Linked DNA regions of Mus musculus: all the other regions are linked to region 3. The links are chromatin loops, found by intact Hi-C in ENCODE. Cell type or tissue: left cerebral cortex. All regions are shown on one strand.

Region 1 (5,000 bases), 400 kb before region 3:
TTTAAGCTCCCATCTACATTTCTGGACTAAAACTCCTTTCTCAACTCACCCTCCTATCTTCTTTCTCTGAATTTGAGAGTCAAGAACCCAGAGCTACTAATTCTGTGAAAGTTTTGTTTACCTGTGACTTTGTGACACCATAATTCTTGAGTTCAAGCCCTTCTGAAGCTAGGATGCCCTGACCTCTTCAAGGACCCTACTTTTACACTCATGGACCCCAGTTTCCTACATCAGTGTGAGCTACAAAAAAGCCTGCCTTTTCTCTTCACAGACAGTAAAGAATGGAGGATCTCAGTGGTCTTTAATCTCTGATTACTGACACGCTCAATTTTCTAGAGGACTTTCTCCTGTTCCTATTCCAGATTTGTTTGAGGCTCATTATAACAGAAAAGTTGTCAATGTGATTTCAAATGAGTCCATTAGGTATTATAAGCAAGCACCCTAACTAATTGCACTATCCATTGAACTATAATTAACAGAACTAATTTGGTCTATTTACCTTCTAAGAGTTAGTATCTGTAAGGGTTAAGTGAAATTCTCAACTATTTATATCATTATGCCATTTCAATTGCTCTTTCTCACTAGAGAAAAGTTTTTTTTTTAATTTAGAGTAACAGTATGAAGATTTGTATTTTCTCATTTAAATGGAGAAGTATGAGACAAAAAAAGACTTAATATACTTGTTTTTTCACATGCAGAGGCTGAAAGTTAAATGGTTCTGACATCCTTTGTCCCAACTGTATTGAGTTTTCTGAATCTAAAATAGTGTAATCCTGAATCAGGCAAATCATCACTCCTACCACTCTGTACTGCCTGCTCACAAAAGTTCTGGGTACAAAACTTTTTTTTTTTTTTTGATGAATTCCATTCATCAATGACATTTTTGATGTCTTCATAGAAAAACTCAATTAAAAGCAGGATAATCAAATAACCACCAGTGTAATGGGCTATTTCCTGGTTGTTAGCTTGACTATATCCGAAATGAACTACAATCCAGAACTGGAGGGCTCACCTGTGATCCAGATTTTGAGGCTGGAAGACACAAGTTTCTGATCTGGCTCTTGTCATGGAGATCTTGAGACATGATGACCGTGAAAAGCTTAGGCTCAGGCAAGGTAGTACAGGCCTTTAATCCCAGGAGACTGAGGCAAGGTGATATCTGGATTCAAGGTCAGCCTGGGACAAAGCAAGTCCTAGATCCAGGCATGGTGGTATGCACCTTTAATCTGAGCCACACTTTCTCATAGAAGCCTACCCAGGGACATTGGAAGAAGGAAGATTCACTCTTTTTCTTTTTCTTTTTTATTAATATTTTTTATTACTACGTATTTTCCTCAATTACATTTAGAATGCTATCCCCCATACCCCCCACACACACACACTTCCCTACCCACCCATTCCCATTTTTGGGCCCTGGCATTCCCCTGTACTGGGGCATATAAAGTTTGCGTGTCCAATAGGCCTCTCTTTCCAGTGATGGCCGACTAGGCCATCTTTTGATACATATGCAGCTAGAGTCAAGAGCTCCGGGGTACTGGTTAGTTCATATTGTTGTTCCACCTATAGGGTTGTAGATCCCTTTAGCTCCTTGGATATGTTCTCTAGCTCCTCCATTGGGGGCTTTGTGATCCATCCAATAGCTGACTGTGAGCATCCACTTCTGTGTTTGCTAGGCCCCAGCCTAGTCTCACAAGACCTACTTCTACAGAAGACCAGTTCAAACAACTAGCCTCACGGGACGGAGCAACTACCAAACTCTTCGAATTCCTATTAACAGTTGACCAATGCTCGGTGAGTTGAACTACAGACTATAAGTCATCACAATACATTCCTTTAATATATAGAGAACTCATTCCATAAGTTCTGTGTCTTTAGAGAACCCTGACTAATACAACCAGCCTTGGTGTTTTTGGTAAGGTGGTCTTCCATAATACGTAATATATTTTTTAATGCATTCCAATGGCTGAAATGATGCCAGGAATGTCTTTCATGTCTTATTACCAAACTATAGAGTAATAAAGCTGTTGATTCAACTTTCAAAGTCCACTTACCAAACTGTATGCTAAAGGGGTCTGTATTAGTCAGAGTTTTACTGCTGTGAACAGACACCATGACCAAGGCAAGTCTTATAAAAAACAACATTTAATTGGGGCTGGCTTACAGGTACAGAGGTTCAGTCCATTATCATCAAGGTGGGAGCATGGCAGCATCCAGGCAGGCATGGTGCAGGCAGAGCTGAGCGTTCTATGTCTTCATCCAAAGGCTGCTAGTGGAAGACTGACTTCCAGGCAACTAGGGTGAGGATCTTATGCCCACGCCCACAGTGACACACCTATTCCAACCTGGTCACACCTATTCCAACAAGGCCACACCTCCAAATGGTGTCACTCCCTAGTCCAAGAATATACAAACCATCACAGGGTCCAACAGTTATTTGTGCTCATAATTTTCTCACACACTGCTCCCACACTCAAGCCTCAAGGGATGAGGTTTCACTGGTATCATTTAGTAGTGTGGCGCCTGAAAAATGAACGAGAATTCCCACTAATTCTGTGAAACCTTAAGCTACATTAAGGACATTGGCTAGCAGGGTCCTAGTTGAGCATTTTAGCTCCTGCTGCACTGTACTAGCTGGAAGCAAGCCGTGGAACTGGCCTGAACCAGCCAGCAAAACTGGGGCGATCCAGGAGGCAGACAGGCCACTGACTTGGAGACGCGGGAGTGTGCTCAGAACCCGCCCTACTTGACTAGCTCCTCCCGACCAGACCACGCCCCGCCCGTCTGTCTTATATAAGCCTCCGCCCCGCCAAGCTCCGCCCCGTCAAGCCCCGCCCCGTCAAGCCCCGCCCCGCTCCGCGTCCTGCCTGCGAGTTACGCTTGTAGAGTCCCGGCAACTTCTCGCATGCTCTACCGGCCTTCCGGTCTGCGTTACCCGCCGCTGCCCTGCCATGGCTCAGCACTTCTCCCTGGGCGCCTGCGACGTGGTCGGCTTCGATCTCGACCACACGCTGTGCCGCTACAACCTGCCCGAGAGCGCCCGGGTGAGTGGCACGGACAGCCTCTAAAGGCGGCTGTGTAGAGTGTCGTAGGTCCCCGGCCGCTGGGCGGAAGTGTACTTTCAGGGGTTCTGCGGTCTTGAGGAGGAAGCCAGGGGCAGAAGATAGCGCAAGACCGAGCCGGGAAGCCGACTTGTAGAACCCTGAAAAAGCGGGGTCAGGGGCTTTGTGTGTCATTTGTTGATCCCAGGCCCTATTATTTTTTCCAACTCCTCTGGGCACCAGCTGAGTGGGTACAGCCACTTGTTTTGAACTTCAAGAAAACATGGCTGCATCTTTCCTTTTGCACACCCAAGTAATCACCTGTCAGAGTTTAAGTATTTCATACAGGGAGAGACTGTATAATAAATAGTATTGTGAGAAACACTGGGAGAAGTCGTTAACATCTTAGACCTCCTTTTGTCTTTACCAAGAGAAGAAAACAAGCATTTATTGTGCACGTACTACTTGATCTGTGCGTTTTAAATAAAGTTGTAATCTCAACAGAATCTACCCAGAATATGAGGGGATTAGATTGCTTTATTTGTAGGCTTATACCCTCATCTTAATCGCCCTGCTTTCTCTGACCCTTTGGGTTCACAAGAAACTAAAGAATTAAGAATATCACAGTGAGAAGTCTAAGCAGGACTCTGCAGTCAAAGTCCCTGGTTCGGGACCCTGGCACCAAGTGCCTAGCCCTGTGACACTGGGCAAATAATCTGGGTTCCTTCTCAATTAACCTTTCGAGGATTAAGTGTGCAGCCGATTGTTTGCTATTACGGTTAGCACCCACCACATCACTAGTGCAGACCACAGTCAGTGTAGTCCTGTCAGTGCCCCAGTTGGTCAGATTCTCCAAAATCAAAAATGAGGCTCCTGAATCACTCCGGTGTGTTTTCAAGCATACAGATGCTTTAAAAAAAAAAAAAGGTGTGTGTCCCTGCTGGGGCTCTGTTTTGCTTGCCAGTTGCACAGATCTCATTTCCTTTCTCATAGTTTAAAGACATTTAAGTCTTGGTCCTTTGGCTACTCTTTCAGAGTGTTCTCTGGGTGCTAATTTCTTTCCTTCCACGGCGTTCAGATTCCAGTCTGGTTCATCTTATGCCCTTCATCTGTATTCACTGTCGTTCATGGAGAATGTTGTTTAACCTCTGTCATGTTAAAAAGCCAGTTTTGTGCGTGTGTGAGCATACACATTTTAGGATAGAAGATTCAGAAGATACTCTACTGCAAGTTTTGAATCGCAGTGCTGATTAAAGGCTGAAAACGATACCCTGGTGAATCTTGGTTATGCTTGGTATAGAAATCCTAAGTCTCACCGAGTGCTGAACACCAGGACATAGTTAGGGACACACATCAACCACACACAAGTAGGAGCCTCTCTGTGGTTAGCAACCTGTTACCAGAAAGACGATGTAAAGTTCTTTTGCATTCTTATGGGGGAGAGGAGTATTTGCCAAGGCTTGCTATTGCCTGTCCCGGAGGGAGGGTCTCTTCCCTTCCATTCAGTGTCTCTTCATCATGTGGGGTCTCATCTTAAGTACTTAAATTATGAAATCACCCTCCCACCGCCGTCCTTCTCTTCCCTCCTAGGAAGCCTTTTGTGTCACCACTTACAATTTCTTTAAACCTTACTTCTCCAAATGCTCAGCAGAAGCTTTATATATTCTAGTTACTCTTTGGACTCCCCCACCCCCAGCCCCCGAGAGCCTCTGTCTTCTGAGTTACAGAAAACAGTGTTTTCTATGTCTTGAGCATACTGGGCTTAGTGATTTACGATGTGGTTGGAATTAACTGAATATGATGACACAGTCACTTTTTTTCCCCCTTTTTGGTATGGTGTATGTATGTAAAAGTAGCTTTTGCTCCCCTCACGTCATTGTTGGCTTCATCTGCTAGTCTAGGCCTAGTCTTGGAAGGTTCTAGCCTATGTACAATCTTATCGAGGCCTAGAAGGTTTAGTCT
Region 2 (5,000 bases), 69 kb after region 3:
GCTGAAATAAACATTTTTACCCAAATTGTTTTTGTTCATGTTTTTTTTTCCTCCCACAGCAATTGAAATCCTAATAAAACATCTCACCACTCCTTGTTACCCTAGAAATGGATAGCCATGGGCCAATAGAAAGTTTAAGAAAAAAATCTTCCCACCACCCTTTCCTTGAAACCTATAAGAGACTCCTGTTCTGGCCCAAGGATCTGCACTTTACTCAGAGAATTACTGTTGCTGCATATAATTCTTACATCACTGGGCAATTTACCTGAGTCCTCCTTTAACCCCAAACACAACACCTTTGATTCATAGTTAAATACTTGCGTTTTTCTTCTTCCTATTTTCATGTCAACACCTTGATACCAGCCTTGCCCATTTATTTACATTGTGTTTATGGGTCATTTTCCTCACTAATCCTGGATTGAAGAGAAAGATGAATCTCATGGATACTGGTAATGGAGCAAATCTGGAGGGGGAGTTTTAGCTACCCCTTATTTAGATATTCTGCAAAGTTTTTTTTTTTTTTTTTTTAATCTTGCATTAGCCTTTTACTTAAGCAATATAAATACTGGTGATCCGAATTTATGTGCCTTTAGTCAAAATCTACACAAAAGCTAAATACAAAAATTAGCATTTCTTCAAACTACATGTTTCAAAACTTAATTTTTTTGGAACATCTTTTTTTTTTTTTTTTTTTTTTTTTTTTGGGAATCTGCTCCCTCTAGTGACCTAGGCCTGAAATTAGACCAGTCATTGGTTGGCCACTCCCTCAAGTTCTGTGCCACCTTTGCTCCAGCACATCTTACAGGCAGGTTGTAGGTAGCAGGTTTTGTAGCTGCATTGGTGTTCCTGTCCTCCACTGGAAGCTTTGCCTGTGAAGAAACACAGGAAACCTGCCCCAATCTCTGCGCGTCAAATACTGCACTCTCCTGTCCCTGCATGCAGCCAGAGCAGTTAGTACCCCTTTCCCCTAACATAGATGCTTCAGGCCTTATGAAGAGGGCAGACAAAAGAGAGCCCAATCTGGCGCCGGAATATTGTGATCCTTCCTTCATAAAAGCACTCTCCCAAGCACAGATGGCTCCGACCTTTGAAGGAGACAGGAGTTAGTATTCTCGAAGTGATAAAGTCCACTCATTCTCAGGCAGCTGTGACTGCGTTATAAAAACACGCTGGTCTTTGATAAGTTATGTCTTCCCAGGTCAAAAAGGTCTTGTTCCAGCTGCGCAATTCCTCCTCCCTGTCTGAACAAATACTATCGGTTCTCTTTTCCTCTTCCCAATCATGTAACACCAGGGGTTGAGAGCCCCAGTTTATGCATCCTCCTATATATACCTTAAACCCCTAGATTTAGGGGTCACTGTGCATTGGGAAAGATAGCGAACCGGGTCCCGGTTAATAAAAACTCTTTGTATATTACATTTGGTCTTCCAATTTCTGGCAGTCTCCTGGGGTTCCCGCAAACTGGGCATAACAACCTGGTTACAGAAGATGGCCAGTTCATCTTTTTTCGTTAACTAATACTGTCTTGGAGGAAAAGACGAGTCAAGTGGGAAGCTGATGAAGGAGGAAATCTGGAAGCAGAGTTTTAGTTGCCCCTTGTTTAGACATTCCACAAAGTTCTGTTTTCTGAACGTTTTTATACCTCTGGAGAAATGATTTCATTGTTGTTGGCCTCGCAGCTAATGGTTAACTGCTAATGTGCTCATTTTTAGCTTGAAAATGTTCTGTAAGAGTACTTTCACTCTTACAATGACTTCGAATTTTTTTTTTTTTTTACTAAAAGAAGGAATTCTACTAAAGGAAATAGTATTTCCTCCATGCATCACGTTCAACGATACCCAATAATTTAAAAATATTATACTTGTCAGATTATGTCATCCTCATATTTAAACACGTCCGTAGTTGCCTCGTAGATCAATCCCCCAGAGGGAGAAACAGACTGTTAACACTGGATAAGCAACTTTGTAATATTGACAAAGGAACTTGTCTTAATTAACCCGCAGAACATAATTTAGAGCTCAGATACTGTGTAAACAGGAACAGGTGTTTGCCGCAGAATCAGACATTTAAATGTACTCAGAATCTAGTTACGGTTTTAGCATATCTGGAGTGGAAACTGCAACTGGAAGGTGGGAGGGGCAGTGATGCTCTGATGTGCAAGCGAAAGTTGCAAAAATCCCTCACAAGTCCCACAATGCACCGCAACTCAGACGGATCTGCAGCGGGGCATGCTGGGATCTCTACCCTCTCTGGCCAGTGAGGAAGGTCTGTTGTGACTGCGGAGGACTCTTGGAGGCCTGGGCTCTCTTTTGGGTCGCGGCGCGGCAGTCTCGGGAGGTCTGTCCTTGGCGATCGGGCGGGCTGTGTGGGGCGCGCTTTCGGGCGGTGGCTGGCTCCTGCGGTGGGGAGGAGCGGCGGTCTAGCCGTGGGTCCGGGTCTGCAGGCCGGCTCCGGGTGGCCGCAGGTCCGGTTCCCTGCGCCCCACCGGTGCGACGTTGGCTCAGAACTTTGACAGATTCGGGCCTTACCACCTTCGCCATCCCGTACCCAGGCTAGCCCTTCGAAGGTCCCCCCTTACTTGTAGTGTGTCCTTTATCTGCAGTGCCCCAGTCCTTGGAAGAAACGAAACTAGGTATCGATAGAACTTCCTTCTAGAAACAGAAACTTATTACTGTCTGAAGAGAAACGAGAAAAAGGAAAATGTAGAAAGATTTTGTAAAGCTGAAATTAGATGAAGGGAATAGTTGCCCTCGTTTTTCCTTCCTATTACTAAAATACGTGACAGCCAGGTGATAGTCTAGGGGAAGGTCTGGGTTTGTGATTGCGTTAAAAGGTTTTGTTTTGTTTTAGCACCTCCCTACAAGTAGTCCATCTCCCATTAGCCCATCAATCTCATAACTCGTTTGAAAATGAACTTCCGAGGGTTGAGCTGTTAGCTAACCTAATGAAACCAGCGTCTATACCCCAGTTTCCTAGATCTTGGCGGTAAGTGCTGTTTTCCTACAATGCTCACAGCTTTTACCTTTGGGCTCTGCGGTGTTTACCTTCCATCGTTATCTGACTGTAGTGACCTGTCTGGTCCAGGGTTTCCATGTATGTAAAACCACAGCAGTGGTATTAAGTTTGACACATATAAAGCTCTGAAGTGAACTAAGGTGGATTTACCCTCCTCATTCTACTACATGCAAGTAAATATGTTGATCAACATTAGCCTTCTGTTTTACTTTATTTTACATGGACAACTTATTAAATATACTTTTTTTTCTACCTGTTGGACGAAATGCCTTGTATTATTGTTTTTTGAGATGGAGTCTCACTATGCAGCCCTGAATGGTTTGGAACTCAGCTATGGCTGGCCTCCAACTAACAGATCCACCTGCTCTCTGCCTCAGGAGTGCTGAGATTAAAAGGGTGTATCACCAATGCCTTGTTGAAATGTTTTACTCATAAATTTTCTTATTATTACCTCTGATATCTTGACATTCAGGCACAATATCCTTTATCTAGAATATGTAGAAATACAATACTAAACATAAAGTTTGTTTGTGTCATATATAGCTTGTATTTTAAAACATATTTCTCTGTATGTATTTCTATTTTCAGTGTGCCAGTGTTTTGACTGTCCTACATCGTGTGATCAGGCATAGATCCACTTGGGACCTGTCTGCTCAGAAGGTTTGAGATCAGGCATAGATCCACTGGGACATGTCAGCTCAGAAGGTTTGGATTTTGGAGCATATGGAGTTTAAATTTTTGGATTAAGAATGCTTGACCTGTAGCTAGGCTTTCTTAGGACATATTATAAATAAGTGTGTTTATTTAAGGAATGATAAGTACAGTGAATTTTTCTTTGCCAAAGCTAATATAGCTCTAAATACTCCACAGAAGAGTCCCAAATCATTTTTATGAAATGTGCTTTTCTTCAACTTTGACTTTCAAATTTACAATTTTGTTTTACTTCTATTCTAGGCCCATGCTCTGCCATGCTTTCCTGCAACATATGTGGTGAAACTGTAAACTCAGAACCAGATATGAAAGCTCACCTAATTGTTCACATGGAAAATGAAATTATCTGTCCATTTTGCAAGTTGTCAGGTATAAATTACAACGAAATATGTTTTCATATCGAAACTGTTCATTTTGAACAAAATGCACCAGAAAAAAACTCTGAGAAGCTAGCTGCAGTGCAATATGGACATTCAGACCGAAAGAACACCAACCTGCAGAGTACAGCGGAAGTTACTTCAGGCATTCATTCAGCTTGTGCATCTAGCTTTCCAAAAGAGTCATCTGAAAGCCTTCCTAAAGATAGGACTGTAAAGCATGAAGCTTTTTATACAGAGAACATAACTGAATCTAGAAAGTACCAAAAGAGCAGAGAAAAGAAGCCTGGATTGTCTGAGGCCCAAGGATCAATTTATGAAACAACATACAGTCCTCCCGAATGTCCATTTTGTGGAAAAATTGAGGGGTGTAGTCAAGATATGGAAATTCATGTGAAAACAAAGCATGCCAGTCTTTTAGAAAGTCCATTAAAAGGTAAAGTACTCAATTTATTTAAATTGTTATAAAAGCGGTAGTCTCAGTTTAATATGTGGTATCCAATGAGTTGGCTTGTCAATTGCTACAATTGTGCTTTTTAGATTCAATTTACGTTCATAGTATTTTTCATTTGCTATCATTCCAATATAAAAATTATAAAGAGTTTGATGCAGATATAGAATGCTTTAGCTAAAGTAAGAGCAGTTTTGGTAACTTTCTAGTTTCTAGAGAGCATTTGTACTACCACTAGCCCAGAACATCTCAATTGTCCTAGACTGTGGGTTGGTGTTAATGAATTTTAGTTTGCACTCCATGATGTTTATTTAACAAAACACACTGATACTGAGCCTTTTGGACTTGCTGAGACTTATTTTATAGCTGGAGATAGAGATACGGACTATCTTGGTTCATGTTTCATGAGTCTCTGACAAATATGTTCCATTTTCTTGAGTATCATT
Region 3 (5,000 bases):
ATTCTGTTAGGAAACAAACTTTGCTTTGGTTTTGGCAACAAAAGGGGTAAGGGAAGAGGGGGGAGGGAGGATAGCCCACATCCGGCCAGAGTTCCTCCTATGCTCTTGGGCATCTATGCCACTGACCTCACTTGGTGGGGGATGGGGAGGTGGACAAGGGGCAATCCCTGACCGGGTTATGGAAGAGAGGGCAGAAGGGGTGAGGTTCCCATGCAGATGAGAGTAAGTGCAGGGGGGCCTTGATGAACAGAGACAGTCTATGGTTTTAGAGCTTTATTGTAGAAAGGCAGGGAGAAAGGAGAGAAGGTGGAATGAGAGAGAGACTGGCCATGGCCAAGCGGAGAGAAGGGGGAAAAGGAGAGAGAGAGAGAAGAAAGGCTAGAGAGTTAAATGGAGAGAGCGAGGAAGAGAGTGAGGAGAGGAGAGGAGAAAGTAAGAAGAGTGTAAGGGGAGTAAGAGAGTGAGGTGGGGCCAAGCAGCCCCTCTTATGGTATGCTGCTATCTTTACTGTTGCTAGGTAACTGGGGCAGAGTCTAGCCTGAAGGTCAGAAGCTTGGGATGTTGCCTACGTGACTACTAACCATGGTTCTCTTGTGGGGGCTGGTGGGGGCGGGGGGTCAGTAACTTCAACAGGAGCCAGGGTTCCAGGAGACATGAGAGAACTCCTTCTATCCCATGTAGGTGAATTATCACCACTGGGTCCCGGGGTTCAACATAAAGTGTCAACTGGAAACCAGGCTGTCTGTGCATAGCCAAATGTCCCACAAGTCAGTAACATCTTTGTCAAATGTCTTCTTCACCTGTCATTTTTGATATCAGAACTTCATGATGCAAGTTAGTCTAGTCAGAAGTTAAGCTTGATTCTTTCCTTACTAATCAGCATCAAGTCCTGACATTTATATAAAACGTATTGGGAACTTGATCCTTATCTCGACAATCAATGCCTGCCTAAATTAGCATAGGTTTATTTAGCTTATTTTCATAGCCACCAGTCTCTCTTTTCAGATTTTGTCCGATTGAGTGGCCATGGTGGCATTTCTTAAGTTAAGAGTCTGAGTCACTAACACTTCCAGAATTCCTCATAATCTATGCCTCAGCCCCTCAACTAGATCATGGCGAATGCTCCACACTGTCTTCCAACCTGCCAAGTGATCTGTCTCCTTCAGAACTTTAAAGCAGCTGTTCCTAGAAGTCTATTCTGGTAACTAATCATCGGAATTCCTTTGAATAAACAAATATGCAGCTTATATCTGAAATGCTACCTCATCTCAGAAGTTTCCTTTTCTCCCCTTTAAAGTTTAAAAGAAGGCAAAAAGCAACCCTTAATCTATTTAAAACAAGAAACCATAATACTTTTGACATAATGCATTTCCTTTACTGTAAGTAAGGAATACTTGCTAATTAAACACAAAACAAAAAACTCTTTCTGTGTAACTGGAGCACTGTGGCTCACACCTACAATCTCAGCACCACTGAGGCCAGGGTAGGGGTAACACGAGTTCTGGCAATCCTGGCTAGTAAGCAAGATACAAGCAAGCAACAGCAACAATCACCACAAAGCCAAAGCCAAAAAAGCCCATCTATGGAACCTGCATAATACAAGTAAAGCCAGCTTTAATACACAAGGAAGGTAGAGAAATTTGGGGAAACATTTTTAGTATGTTTGGGGTATTCTTCCCGAGGTACATTTCCCCACATTTTGTTTAGGCTAGTACGTGTTCCTTTATTATAAACAAATATAAACCAAGTAACTATTTAGTGTTCATTAAAAAAGAAGACATATTTATCTGTTTTCTTAGTTTTGCCGTTACGGCATTTGACATTTTGGTTGTAGTGATAGACTTGAAGCTGTCAAATCTATCAGCAGAAGTAGAGCTAAATCAAAGGTATTATTTTCCGGTATCTTATTGTAGTTTTGGCAAAGTCAAATCTGTCACTAAGATCCGCCCCTTTATCTGTTCGCTGAAATAACAACTGAACAAGTCTTTAGGTCAATTTTTCCGCCTCACTTATTTCACAACTTTAAAGTGAGGTGCAAGAACCTCTGGTTCGACTTTCAGCCTTCCTCCCGGGTTCCTCCTGGGACAGACCTCTGGACGAACCCCGACCCCAAGTCCCAGCTCGGCTTCCAGGAGTCTGCACAGATCAGGCCATTGAAAGTTCCAAGAAGCCGGGCTGGCTGTCGCCCACAGGCTGCTCTGGGCGACAAACGTGGTTTAGGAACGCGGAAAAGCGGAAGCCCTTGGACCTCCGCGCCCCGCCCTCGGCGCCACTACCACGCCCTGCGCGAGACTCAGACCAGACACATCGAGCGCAGAATGGCGATGCCTCTCTGCCAGGCGTCTCCATCAGAAGCCAGCAAAGCCCAGCAGCGGGCAGTAGCTGTCCTTCCCGAACGCCGGGCGGGCTGCGGTCACCCCCCAGCCAATCCCGAGCCGTCGCAGACAGGCAGCGAATCGGCGGCCGGCATTCCAGGCGCGATGAGTCGAACTCCGACGCGGGGATCGGGCGGCCCGCGGAGCCGGGGCTGTTTCTCAGCAATCCGTGCCAGGCGTGGCTCCAGGCCTTTCCACTCCGACTCTGCGCGTGCGCCCGCCCGGCAGCCGGCGGCCGCGGTGTCCGCTGCAGCCCGCCGCCAGGGAGTCGCGCCGATGCACGGGCAACAACGCGGGCCACGATGACAGATTACGGCGAGGAACAACGCAACGAGTTGGAGGCTCTGGAGTCCATCTACCCCGACTCCTTCACAGGTGACTTTGGCGGCCTCCTGCTCCGGGGCGGAGGCCGGGGCCCCGCGGCCCTTCCTGCCGCTCTCCAGACAGTTTCCAGCACTCGCCTGCTTCCTTCCCCACTGTCCTGAAATCCGAAGGTCCGGGTGGCTCTGCGGAGGCCCTGGAATTGGTCCTGACCGCTTTGGTTTCGCGTAACCTCCGTCATCCGAGATTCACTGAAGCACGCGGGGGGTGGGGGGAACTAGCAGTGCGATGAGTTTCTCCAGAGCCGCTTAATGTCCCCCCTTTACCTCCTATTTTAAGCTCTGGTGAAGTAGCAGCTGTTTTCCCTGCTGAGAAGATTGGGATGCTGGCTTTTGAGAGCAGCACACTCGGGGATGTCTTATTCTCTCTATAAGAGTGATCAGGCATTCTGCAGAATGCCTGATGAACGATGTGGTCGCTGTGGTTCTTAGGTATCTTAGACGTCGTCGAGGTTCTGGAGGCCCAGGGAAGGCAAGTGGCTTGTGCTCTCCCTCCTCCAGCCAGAGGTCCTTAGTTCTTACATCCTGAAGACTTCGGTTAAGGATTCAGCCTCAGCTTAGATGTAGGAAGAGCTGATTGGGTCTAAGGGAAAGCATCCGTCAGGAAATTCATTAGTAGAATCTTTCCTTGTGAGTCTGTTTCCATGGAAAACCTATCTATGGGTCTTCTCAAATTAGGGAAGCACTCAAGGTAAAGTCAGTATGAACGTAGGCTGGGGATTGATGGGATTTACATTCCACAACCCTTCCTCCAAGTGTTGTCAAGTATTACTTAGTGTCTGAATTAAGAACCCAAGGCATATTACTTTAAATCCTAAACCATCCCTTTCATTGCTTAGCTTAGTTTTCTTTCTTGGCTTCACTTTTTGACCAACTTTTTGCAATGGAAGCAAATTTTGTTCTGCTTTGCCAACAGGCAGATGTCTCTCAGCTACTCCTGTGTAGCTCCAGTCGAGTTCATGTTCTCTCGCACCAGCAATACAGCTGTGTTGCGGATGTTAAGGGATGAGTGAAGAGGGGGTTGAGAGTGTCATTACCTGGGTGAGTGTATGTGTGGAGTCTGGCTTCCTTCTCTATCCTTGCTTATATGTCAGTGTCAAACTAAAATAAAGCGCTAGTGTCAGTTGTCCGATATAGTCTGAATTACGATGTTTAGACCTTTCTAGCACGTTAGAAATATAATAGGCATGAACCCTTTGTAGGCAGAAACAAAAATGCATGAGGCATACAGTATTTTTAACTTGTCTTAAATATTAGGTTATCCTTCACTAAGTTCCGCGCATGTGTGTCTTACAATGGCACATTTTTTATGTCTTAAAGCAGTATTGTATTGAATTTTGCTAGGTCCCAGTAGTAGTAGTATATGGAATTCTTGTCAGATGTACAAGTGCATAAGGAGCCTGAGTGAGCCAGGGTAACAAATGACGACTTACGATTATTTTGATGCACTCACCTATTCCATAGCAACCTGCTGAGCCTGCTTGTAATTCCTTTCTGCATCCATACACATTTTTGCAATAAAAACAATCTTGATTAATTGTTCTTAGGGATTTTGTATTGCTCTTGGTATTTTTTTTTTTTTTGAAACCTTTTAGGGAAAAGGTAGGACTTTTTGGTTTTTGGAGACAGGGTTTTTCTGTATAGCCTTGGCTGTCCTGGAACTCACTTTGTAGACCAGGTTGGCCTTGAGCTCAGAAATCCGCCTGCCTCTGCCTCCCAAGTGCTGGGATTAAAGGCATGCGCCACCACCACCCGGCTAGTTTGCAGGTTTTTACTTCATTTTATATCCTACTTAATACTAGATTTGGCAACTGCTCAGTCTGAGGAAGGAATTGGCTCTCCCACCCCACCCCACCCTGTCTTTAATGCATACCCAGTGAACTAGGAGAGAAGCATTTGTTAGGTCCACTGACCTTGTGTGATGTCAAAAAGGTGCACTTGTGGCCCACAGACCTAGCTGAGCCTTAGCATTAGTTGCTGTTCTATTGTTGGTGACCTTGTAGTCTAGTGCTACATTGGTCGCGAACTGTCATCACACCCCAGTTTCTTCTTTTTGCCTGTTCGGTAGCTTGGTTGCACTTTGACCCTCCTAACAACCTGTATAAACAGACTGTCTCAATACCATTCTCCCACCAGTTGTGCATCACTTGACAAGGATCTGGTAAGGTAGTAGAATTTAGTTATTTCCATTGCTCTATTAGAATAGCTGATAGAGGGGAGCTTTTTGGAAGTCAGTGGTTGACCT

What was found. Hi-C counts contacts between places; a loop is a spot of excess contacts. Peaks named below come from ENCODE experiments on the same cell type or tissue, not always from the same donor. Only the 100,000 strongest peaks of a DNase experiment are listed, where the experiment ranks them.
Region 1: it touches region 3 in a loop (4-fold over the local background); 5 of 42 quality-filtered maps call a loop at or near these places.
Region 2: it touches region 3 in a loop (5-fold over the local background); 7 of 42 quality-filtered maps call a loop at or near these places.

What each region holds. Positions count from the first base shown.
Region 1 is chr10:34,416,402-34,421,401 of GRCm38, reverse strand. Nt5dc1 (5'-nucleotidase domain containing 1) reads left to right here and starts at 2,851. Exons shown (of 12, transcript NM_176968.5): 1 at 2,851-3,041. The coding sequence starts at 2,949. In left cerebral cortex, no CTCF peak of the experiment used is centred here; a DNase peak (open chromatin) is centred at 2,814; H3K4me3 peaks cover 1,405 bases; H3K27ac peaks cover 523 bases.
Region 2 is chr10:33,948,468-33,953,467 of GRCm38, reverse strand. It overlaps Zup1 (zinc finger containing ubiquitin peptidase 1), which reads left to right and starts at 2,209. Exons shown (of 11, transcript NM_001359455.1): 1 at 2,209-2,337; 2 at 3,604-3,720; 3 at 3,970-4,539. The coding sequence starts at 3,984. In left cerebral cortex, no CTCF peak of the experiment used is centred here; a DNase peak (open chromatin) is centred at 2,196; H3K4me3 peaks cover 1,659 bases; H3K27ac peaks cover 642 bases.
Region 3 is chr10:34,017,116-34,022,115 of GRCm38, reverse strand. Rwdd1 (RWD domain containing 1) reads left to right here and starts at 2,500. Exons shown (of 7, transcript NM_025614.3): 1 at 2,500-2,750. The coding sequence starts at 2,678. In left cerebral cortex, a CTCF peak has its summit at 2,603; DNase peaks (open chromatin) are centred at 2,397, 2,951 and 3,142; H3K4me3 peaks cover 2,473 bases; H3K27ac peaks cover 1,452 bases.